2 separate regions of the Homo sapiens genome follow, and region 1 is linked to region 2. Evidence: chromatin contacts called from ENCODE Hi-C data. All regions are on one chromosome and are shown on one strand. The core of a region is the stretch at or near the end of the contact, and the rest is flanking DNA. Distances in the headings are between cores, read along the strand shown.

Region 1 (3,887 bases), core at 914-3,413, 640 kb after region 2:
TACTTAAATATTTTTTTCTTTTAGAGATGGTGTCTTGCTATGTTGCCCAAGCTGGCCTCTACCTCCTGGGCTCAAGCCATCCTCCTGTCTTAGCATTAAGAGTAGCTGGGACTACAGGCACACACCAACACACTTGGCGGTTAGCTACTTTCTAAGAAATGAGCATGGAGTACAGAATCAGAGGATAAGAAGGGATCTGATGCTGTATTCCCCCAGAAATGGAGTAACAAAAGCATAAGGCTTGAGTCTGCATTGAGGTCTTACCAACAAGATCGAAATTTTACATCTCTCATCTTGTTGTTCTTTCATCTTGGTTTTCTCCCTTCCTGACTCAGAGGAGATGTAGAGCATTTGGATTTAGTAGTCCCTCTAGAGAAATGACCAGATGCAAATGCAGACATTGAAGTGCAGACACAGCACTGAGTCGTGATGTGCCAAAAACATTCAAAGGGAGGCAAGCCAAATGTGAAGGAAGAGGGCACTGAAGCAACCAGTTATTCAAGGCAGACACCTGAAATTACCATAAATGTTGTTTTAATAGAGAGACTTCTACCACGATTTGCTGCCAGGTTCAGCTGAAGTGCATTTTATTCATGTCTGCTACATTCGGTGGGTCCACTAAGGGTAAATTTATTGCCACTATTGGAATTTTAATGCCCAAGAGGCTACAAGCCTTGGTCCTGTTTGTAATAATTCTTCAGAGTGTCCTGTGCAAATCTGAGGTGGAAAAATCAGAGAATGAAAGGTTGTTGAGAAAGAACAGGACGACATTTTAATTATAAAAGGGAAAATGTTCCAATTGGGGTTAATTTCTGTAGAAAGAAACCTCAGGGATATTTCAGGTAGCAAGTAGGTTTTACAGAATTGAAATATAGATTGAAGAGATTTTGCAAATACCCGTTTTCTCATATTTTTGATGATTAAAAAAAGACTCCGAATTTTGTTAAAGGAATTGGACCTTGTTAACTGAACAAAGAATCCCATCTTATTTATATCCTTCCATATTCCTTTTCTCCTCTGTTGAAAGGACATAGTCCATTCCTTTTTTGAGTGTTATTTTCTCCCCAATTCCCTCTCTCAGTGGCAAATCCTATCACTGGTATTTTTAATTTGCTGGTTTCAGAGCATTTGGATTCAGTAGTGGTATCAGCATGCCTTTGTGTGAACAAACTTACCTGTTAAACTTACTCAATTCCCTGCACTGAAGCGAAGAGTTTTTTAAAATGCATATCATTTTTCAAGGCAAGATCCCTATCTAAACAGTCTAAATAAAGGAAAATTTGAAAAATATCTCTCTTTCAAGAATCGATTATTAATTGGGATCCGGATCAATTGGTATAAGAATGCCCGGGACAGAGAGTCAGTTTCCATTGGTAGAAATATGGTCCAAGATTTCTGTGGCAGATACACAGGACTTTCCCTTTTGGAGTTGGGGGACTATTAAAGGAGCTGTTAGGCTCCCCTGCTGCGTGGTTTACCTCATTTAAGTCTTACAACTCCCCTGGGAGAAAGACATGAGTAGTCTCGCTGCACAGAGAAGAATGTCTCAGAATTTAATTGCTTAGAGTCTCTGCGGATAAGTTTCAGATGTGCCACTGAAACTCAAATCTGCCTACGTTCCTTTCACAGCACTACATTGCCTCAAATGGAGACGTTTTGAGTTGGTCTGATATGCTTTTTCCAGTTCCCAGAATTGATTCTTTGTGAGAAGTAGTTTTTTCTCCCATTTCCACCAGGCCAATTATGGCGAATGTAGTAGGAGCAACATCTAGGATTCTCCGTTTGGGTTTCTAATCCGGGGCCGGCACCTGTCTCGGCGTCCTGCCGCTGTCCCAGGCCGGTGGTGCTGGATTCCGCGGCGCTTGGGCAGAAACGAGGAATCCCCGCCAACTCCACAGGGAGGATCTATTCCCAGCCCCCTTATCCCCCTAAAAAACACCCAAACCAAAACAATCACCACAACCTAGACCGTGGGCCTCTGCGGACGGGGCAGTAGAGGGTCGGGGGCAACAAGGCACCTCGGCAGCGCCCTCTGGCGAGAGGAGAGCGCGCAGGTCCCCCGCCCGCGCCCCGCTCTGCCGCCGCCGCCGCCGCCGCCGCCGCCGCCGCCGGCGCCCCCGCCCGGCTCTCCGGGTTCACCCTCGGTCTCTCACTCCGTGAGACACAGACGGTAGCTTTCCGACCGAGCGGGGCACAGGCTGAGGCGGCGCCAGCACAACTGCCGCCGCGCGCCCCGAGGAGACCCGGGCACGAGGAAACAAGGAGAAATCAGGACTCCTTCCCCGGAACCGACCGGCAGCTCCGCGCCCCCGCGCGACACCCTTCGCAGCCACTTCGCGGGGCGGGCCAGGACTTGGGGACGCGGCTCGGGAAGAGCCGGGGCGGGCGGCGGCGGCGGCGGCACGGGCGCGAGGGTGCGCGCACTGGGACTGGAGAGGAGTGAGTGGCGGGCTGGGCGGCGGCGGCCGTAGCCGCGGGTGCCTCCCCGCCTCACCGCTTCGCAGGCAGCACCGCCTCCCGGGCCGCGGCCGCCCGGCCGGGTCCTCTGCGCGTTCCCGGGCCCGGAACCGGCACACGATGCACCCGGCTGCGTTCTGATCGCCGCCGCGCCTCAGCCTCTGCCGCGATGATCCCCCCTGAGCAGCCGCAGCAGCAGCTGCAGCCGCCGTCGCCAGCCCCGCCGAACCATGTGGTGACCACCATCGAGAACCTGCCGGCCGAGGGCAGCGGCGGCGGCGGGAGCCTGTCCGCCTCCTCCCGGGCTGGCGTGCGCCAGAGGATCCGCAAAGTGCTGAACAGGTGAGCGGCGGCGCCGGGCGAGGGCGCGGGGGGCGGGGGCTGCGGGCGCCCGGCTCCGGGTCCCCTCCGTCCCTGGGGCGGCCCACGGGTCCTTTGGGACGGGGTTGCGGCCGGAGGAGACTGAGGAGATCGGGCGACGACGCGCTCCGCGGGCGCAGAGAGGCCGCGGCAGCTTTGTCCCGGCGCAGGGAGCCCTGGAGTGGTGGAGCTGCAGCTGGTCCGAGGCGGGAGTTCGGGGAGAGGCGGGGTTTTTCGTACCTAGCCACCCTGTATGTGTGTCCGCACTCACACCCTCCATACGCGTGCCGCCTCACTTCCCTTTCCCTCTCGCACCCCGGCTTTGCGATCGGGGGTCGGGGGGACGCGGGGACCCGGCCAGGGCTGAGGAGGGAGGCGCGGGGCTGCAGAGATGGCGTGGAAGTCCTGGGCCTCGTGCTGTCCTCCGCCCCGCCCCGCCCGGGGGCTTCGACCCCTTGCCGGGGGAATGGGGTCGCAGCGACAGCCTAGCAGGCGGAGGGAACCCACTTCTCCAGCCTGACGCTCCAGTCGCCTCTCGGACTCTTCCTGGCTGGGAGCAGCGAAGAGAGGGCTAGAGGCCTGGAACAGACCCAGCAAAGTGCAAAACATTGCGGGCAGGGTGTGAGCCGGCGGCGCCCAGTTATTCCGAAGCGCCCATGCCGGAGGGGGCGGGTGCCGATCGCCGGCGCCTCCAGTGCTGGAATCTGCGTAGTGGATTCAGGACGTTGACGTTTTAGGATGAGGACCTGGGTTGACGTGAAAATGGGGGTACCTCTGGCACCTCTGACTCAACTGTGATGTGAAAGGGACTTTTTCTACTTAAGTAACTTGAAATGGTTGACGAGCTGACACCTTAAAAAATTGTATAGGGAATGGGTTTTGTGTTCTTTTTTGTTTGGATGCGTGGGTGCCTTTCGATGCATCTGTAGGGGTAACTGTTCCAGTCGCTCTGTTCATACAGGTTTCTGTGTGGCATTGTGTTGGGTAGCAGAGATTCCCAACGAATTCACACGGAACTGTCTGGGGCTCAAAGCTCTGGTGGGAGTACAAACTATGTACAGAAATAGAAT
Region 2 (4,193 bases), core at 100-2,599:
GGGAATAACTAGGGTTTGAAATCCATGCTGCCTCTTTCTTGAGTCTAGACTCTTAATGCTCCCAACCTGTTCCCTTGGTCCCCCCAAGTCTGGCCCGCCTCTATTCCCGTAATGCCCCTTCCGCCACCTGACCCAGCCATGGAGATAGCCTTGTCTCAATGCATTCCTAAACTTATAGAACTGAAGACTCCACTGTTACACCCCCTTTCCAGAGGGCTTGGTGGGGGGTAGGCTTGAGAAGGATGGGTAGGGTCGCAGGAAGGAGGGCGAAGCCAGCAGACCTCTCAGGGAGGGCCGGAGAGAGAAAGGGGTGAAGGTTTTATAGTTGGAGTGCATATACTTCCAGCTCTCCAAAATGAAACATACCATCGCAGCTGGTATTACCGGCTGAATAGGCAGCAAAAGACCTCTCTGTGTACGGGTCCTAGTATGCTTCTTCTTAGCGCCAACGAGTCCTTGTCCCCAAAGTTGCCAAAACTTTAAAGGACCCCGGCCAAGGAGACCCCAGCATGAAAAGCCAGACATCCGAGGCCGGGTAAAGCCTCCTGGACTCCTCGAAAGCAGCTCACACCGGGAGCAGCCGGAAGCGGGCGCGATCTATGCGAAGCTAACGGGTTCCGGTGGAGAACATCAAAGAGAAAGGAGCAGGATCGAACTTTAGAGGGGCAGAAGGGCACGGCCCAAGAGAGCAGAATTGGGGTGTGGGACAGGCGGCGGGAGGACCAGGTTAGAGGGAGCGAAAGGAAGTGGATTAGAGGACAGCGGTTACAGGTTTCAGCCACTGCCATTTCCCCGCAGAGGTAGCTCTTCTGCGCCCTGGAGGGGTACCCGGACTCCCACATCCTGTCTGCCACGACCCGGACTCCCTAGGGGATTCCAAGGGACAGCACCGTCCTCCCCATACATCATCAGGAACCGAAAGCAGAGAATTTGCCCCACCTCGGCACTTCTGGAAGCACCCACTCAACTACAGTATGAGACAAGGGCTTTCCTAAGAGACCTTTCTCCAACTTTCTTTCTCTGCGTGTATGAGCCCGGATCCCTTCGTCCCCGCCTCCTTCTCTCTCTCTCTTTCTCTCTCTCTCCTATTTTGTCCTGGGAGATTCCTACTCGCGGTGCGAAGCCTCGGATCCGCTGGGAACCGCATAGTCTCCGGCACCCTTGGCCGCATGCTTGTCAGAGGTGGGCCCCGGGAAACACACTCGCTGCCCCTCCAACAAGCGTCCCTCGCTCCCCATTGGCCCCCCGGTCCCCGCCCCCCACCGCCCCCTCCCGCTCCGCAGCCCCCGAGTGGCGTCAGCACGCCCGCCGGGCATGGGCTTTAAATGCCCACTAGCGGGAGCTCAGGCGCTTCTGCCCTGGAGCGCGGTCGGGAGTAAAATCGCAGGAGTGGGAGGGTAGCGAGCCAGCTGGATTCCGAGCCGCGGAGCGCGCTGGCTTTGCTCCGCCTGATGACTCCAGAGCGCGGGTCCAAGCGCCGCCCATGCAGCACCCCTGAGCTCCGGGGAAGGAGAGTTAATGAAAAAACACTTAACCGTCTCCGCTGCGGAGAGTCATGAGCTGTCTGGATGTTATGTACCAAGTCTATGGTCCTCCGCAGCCCTACTTCGCAGCCGCCTACACCCCCTACCACCAGGTACGTGTCTCCTCTGGGGACTTTGGGAAGGAGTGCGCGCCCCCCGTTTGCGGCGGCATGGCCTGTACGCCAAGGTCTGCTGTGCCTCCGCGCGTCTCGGGCGTCCGACCACGACCGGCGCAGCCGGGATGCGGGGATTGCCGGAGCCGCCCCCAGTTGGTAGTGCAATTAGCTAACCCCTTTAGCTCGCCTGTTTGCTCTCGGGAAGCAGCTAAGCCCTGCTAATGTGAGCCTAGGTCTTCCCTGGAATAATCAGAGGAAGATGGCACGGGCTGGATTTTCTTCTTAGGGTCTGTCGGACTCCAGATTCTTCCAAGCCAGGTGCAGGTACCAGGAAATGCAGGCAAAGCTGACGCAGGAAAAACCAAACTTTGGTCCCAATGGTGAGAGTAACAACAAAACCAAAAGCGAAGGCCAGCCAGCCTCTTTCTGAGATGCAAGGGCCGGTGTTCTCATCCCTGCAAGTTTATCTCAGGAATAATTTCTTCCGTTTCAATTCTCTGGCGACCAGGGCAATTAATTCCAGATCCAGAGAATTCATTTCAAAGAGCACCGCGCAGTTTTATAATTTTTTCCTTTGCGAAGTTCTGGGAGCATTATCCGGAGTGCGAATGACCCGGCAGAGGCGAGCCTGATAGACAATACTTTGCCTTTCTCCAGCCTGAGTAGGTGAATGGGGAAGCCCTGCTTCCAACAAACACTTTAAGAAGACCACTCAACCCGGGTTCTGCAAACTCTTCAAGTTCCATTTAATTCTGCCAGTTTCTCTTGTCTTCAGGCTGCGTCTGTTTGAACCATTTTCCTTCCATTTCCTCAGCTGAGGTAGCAGAAACTGAGGACAGTAGTGCAGGAAAAGAATGAAATCATACACCTGGGAGGCTGTAGGGGTCCCCTCCAGGTTGGAAAGTGAGAGCTTGGTCACCTGCTTTGGGGAAATTGAAATACACCCCAATGCCCCAGTGGATGCTTTTGCTAATTTTGCCTGCAAATTTAAAATGTCTATTCGAAAATTTCCCGATAAATTAATGATGGACCGGATAGGGTTCACTTTTTGTTTTCTTACCTCCTCTTCTCTTTTAAACTTCACAACTTGCAGTTTGTTTTGCCTCAGTGTTAATTTTAAGAATCACCAGAGTTCCTCTTGTAGGGAAGGTGGCATTTAGGAAGTGGTGATATTGCTAAATCTTACATCGTTTTGTCCCCAATTATTTCAAACCTTTTGGCTCCAGCTTCTGAAATGTACTTCTTCCCAGGGTGGGACTATGGCAAGCAAAGAGGAGAGAGGTGGATTGGTTTTCTGACTGGCCCTTTCTTCTCCCAGACCCCGAACCAATCTATTGCATGAAGATCTCTGTTCATTTTTGTATGACTCGGGCCGCCTCTTCAAGGCCATCTCTGCCTGCAGAATGCTTTAACACTTCATTCAGTCCATTGCTCATTTCTAAGAAAATGTTCACAGAAGCTGCGCCTGCTTTTTAAAATCACTATGAGACATGCCGATTTACCCCACCTCACAGCCAGGATCTTAACTTTCTTCTGTCTGCTCCTTTTTATCATTTCCTCAATGTGTGTGGAGATGATGGGGGTGGAAATACTCGTAATCCACTGGTCTTTCGTTATTAAAGAGAAGATCTGTTTAAAAACTGATATAGGGATAATAAAAAAAAAATCAACTTGCATTTATTAAAATGATCCGTGTTTCCCCAGTCATGTTACCCCAGATTTTTACCCCACACAATTCATTACTAAATGTAATTATTTCAAACTTTTTGTGGCATTTCTTCCTTTACATTCCTGTTGCTTTCCTTCACACATTCCTAGTTTCAGGGAGTGGATTTTGTAGGGGTAGGGGGTTGCCCCCCGCTCCTATTTCATCAGGAGGATGTTTATCCTGTATCCTGTGCTTCTGCCCTGGATTCTCAGGCAAGGAACAGTCAGGCTCTATCTGGACTTGGGTGCCCTTTACCCTTGGAGTCTGATTTTAAAAATATATCTGCCCTGAGCCCAGCTATGAGGTCAAACTCAGCTCTAAACCTAGCTGCTTAGGTGTCTCCTGAAACCTTCACCCAGACATTTTAGGAGAAATTTTCTAGGAGTCAGAGGGACCAAGGACAGCAATCTTCCTTTAAGGAAGCCCGTCCTTGCTTGGGTGCAGGTTGGGAGGCCTGCTAACTATGTTGCCCCGCTATTGCTAGTTTTATGCTAACAGCACAAGGCTTAAGCCCATATGCCAGTTTCCCCATAAATACCTTAGAGATTAGGATGAGGGAATCAGTCTGAACCGAATTTGCCATCGCTTTTGAAATTGATATCTCTGTTCTTTCTCTCTCTGAACAGAAACTAGCCTATTATTCCAAAATGCAGGAAGCGCAGGAGTGCAATGCCAGCCCCAGCAGCAGTGGCAGCGGCAGCTCCTCATTTTCCAGCCAAACCCCAGCCAGTATAAAAGAGGAAGAAGGCAGCCCAGAGAAAGAGCGCCCACCAGAGGCAGAGTACATCAACTCCCGCTGCGTCCTCTTCACTTATTTCCAGGGGGACATCAGCTCCGTGGTGGATG

Evidence for each region. Hi-C counts contacts between places; a loop is a spot of excess contacts on that map. Pooled maps may share reads with other maps.
Region 1: a pooled map shows a loop between it and region 2 (6-fold over the local background). The contact joins the promoter of SLC35F1 here to the promoter of VGLL2 in region 2. A Hi-C loop is called at or near these places in 4 of 50 pooled maps.

What each region holds. Positions count from the first base shown.
Region 1 is chr6:117,905,101-117,908,987 of GRCh38, forward strand. It overlaps SLC35F1 (solute carrier family 35 member F1), which reads left to right and starts at 2,164. Exons shown (of 8, transcript NM_001029858.4): 1 at 2,164-2,799. The coding sequence starts at 2,627. LOC124901480 (a long non-coding RNA gene) reads right to left here and starts at 1,830. Exons shown (of 2, transcript XR_007059904.1): 1 at 1,176-1,830; 2 at 559-717.
Region 2 is chr6:117,264,209-117,268,401 of GRCh38, forward strand. It overlaps VGLL2 (vestigial like family member 2), which reads left to right and starts at 1,350. Exons shown (of 4, transcript NM_182645.3): 1 at 1,350-1,636; 2 at 3,974-4,193. The coding sequence starts at 1,556. LOC105377964 (a long non-coding RNA gene) reads right to left here and starts at 866. Exons shown (of 2, transcript XR_942911.3): 1 at 367-866.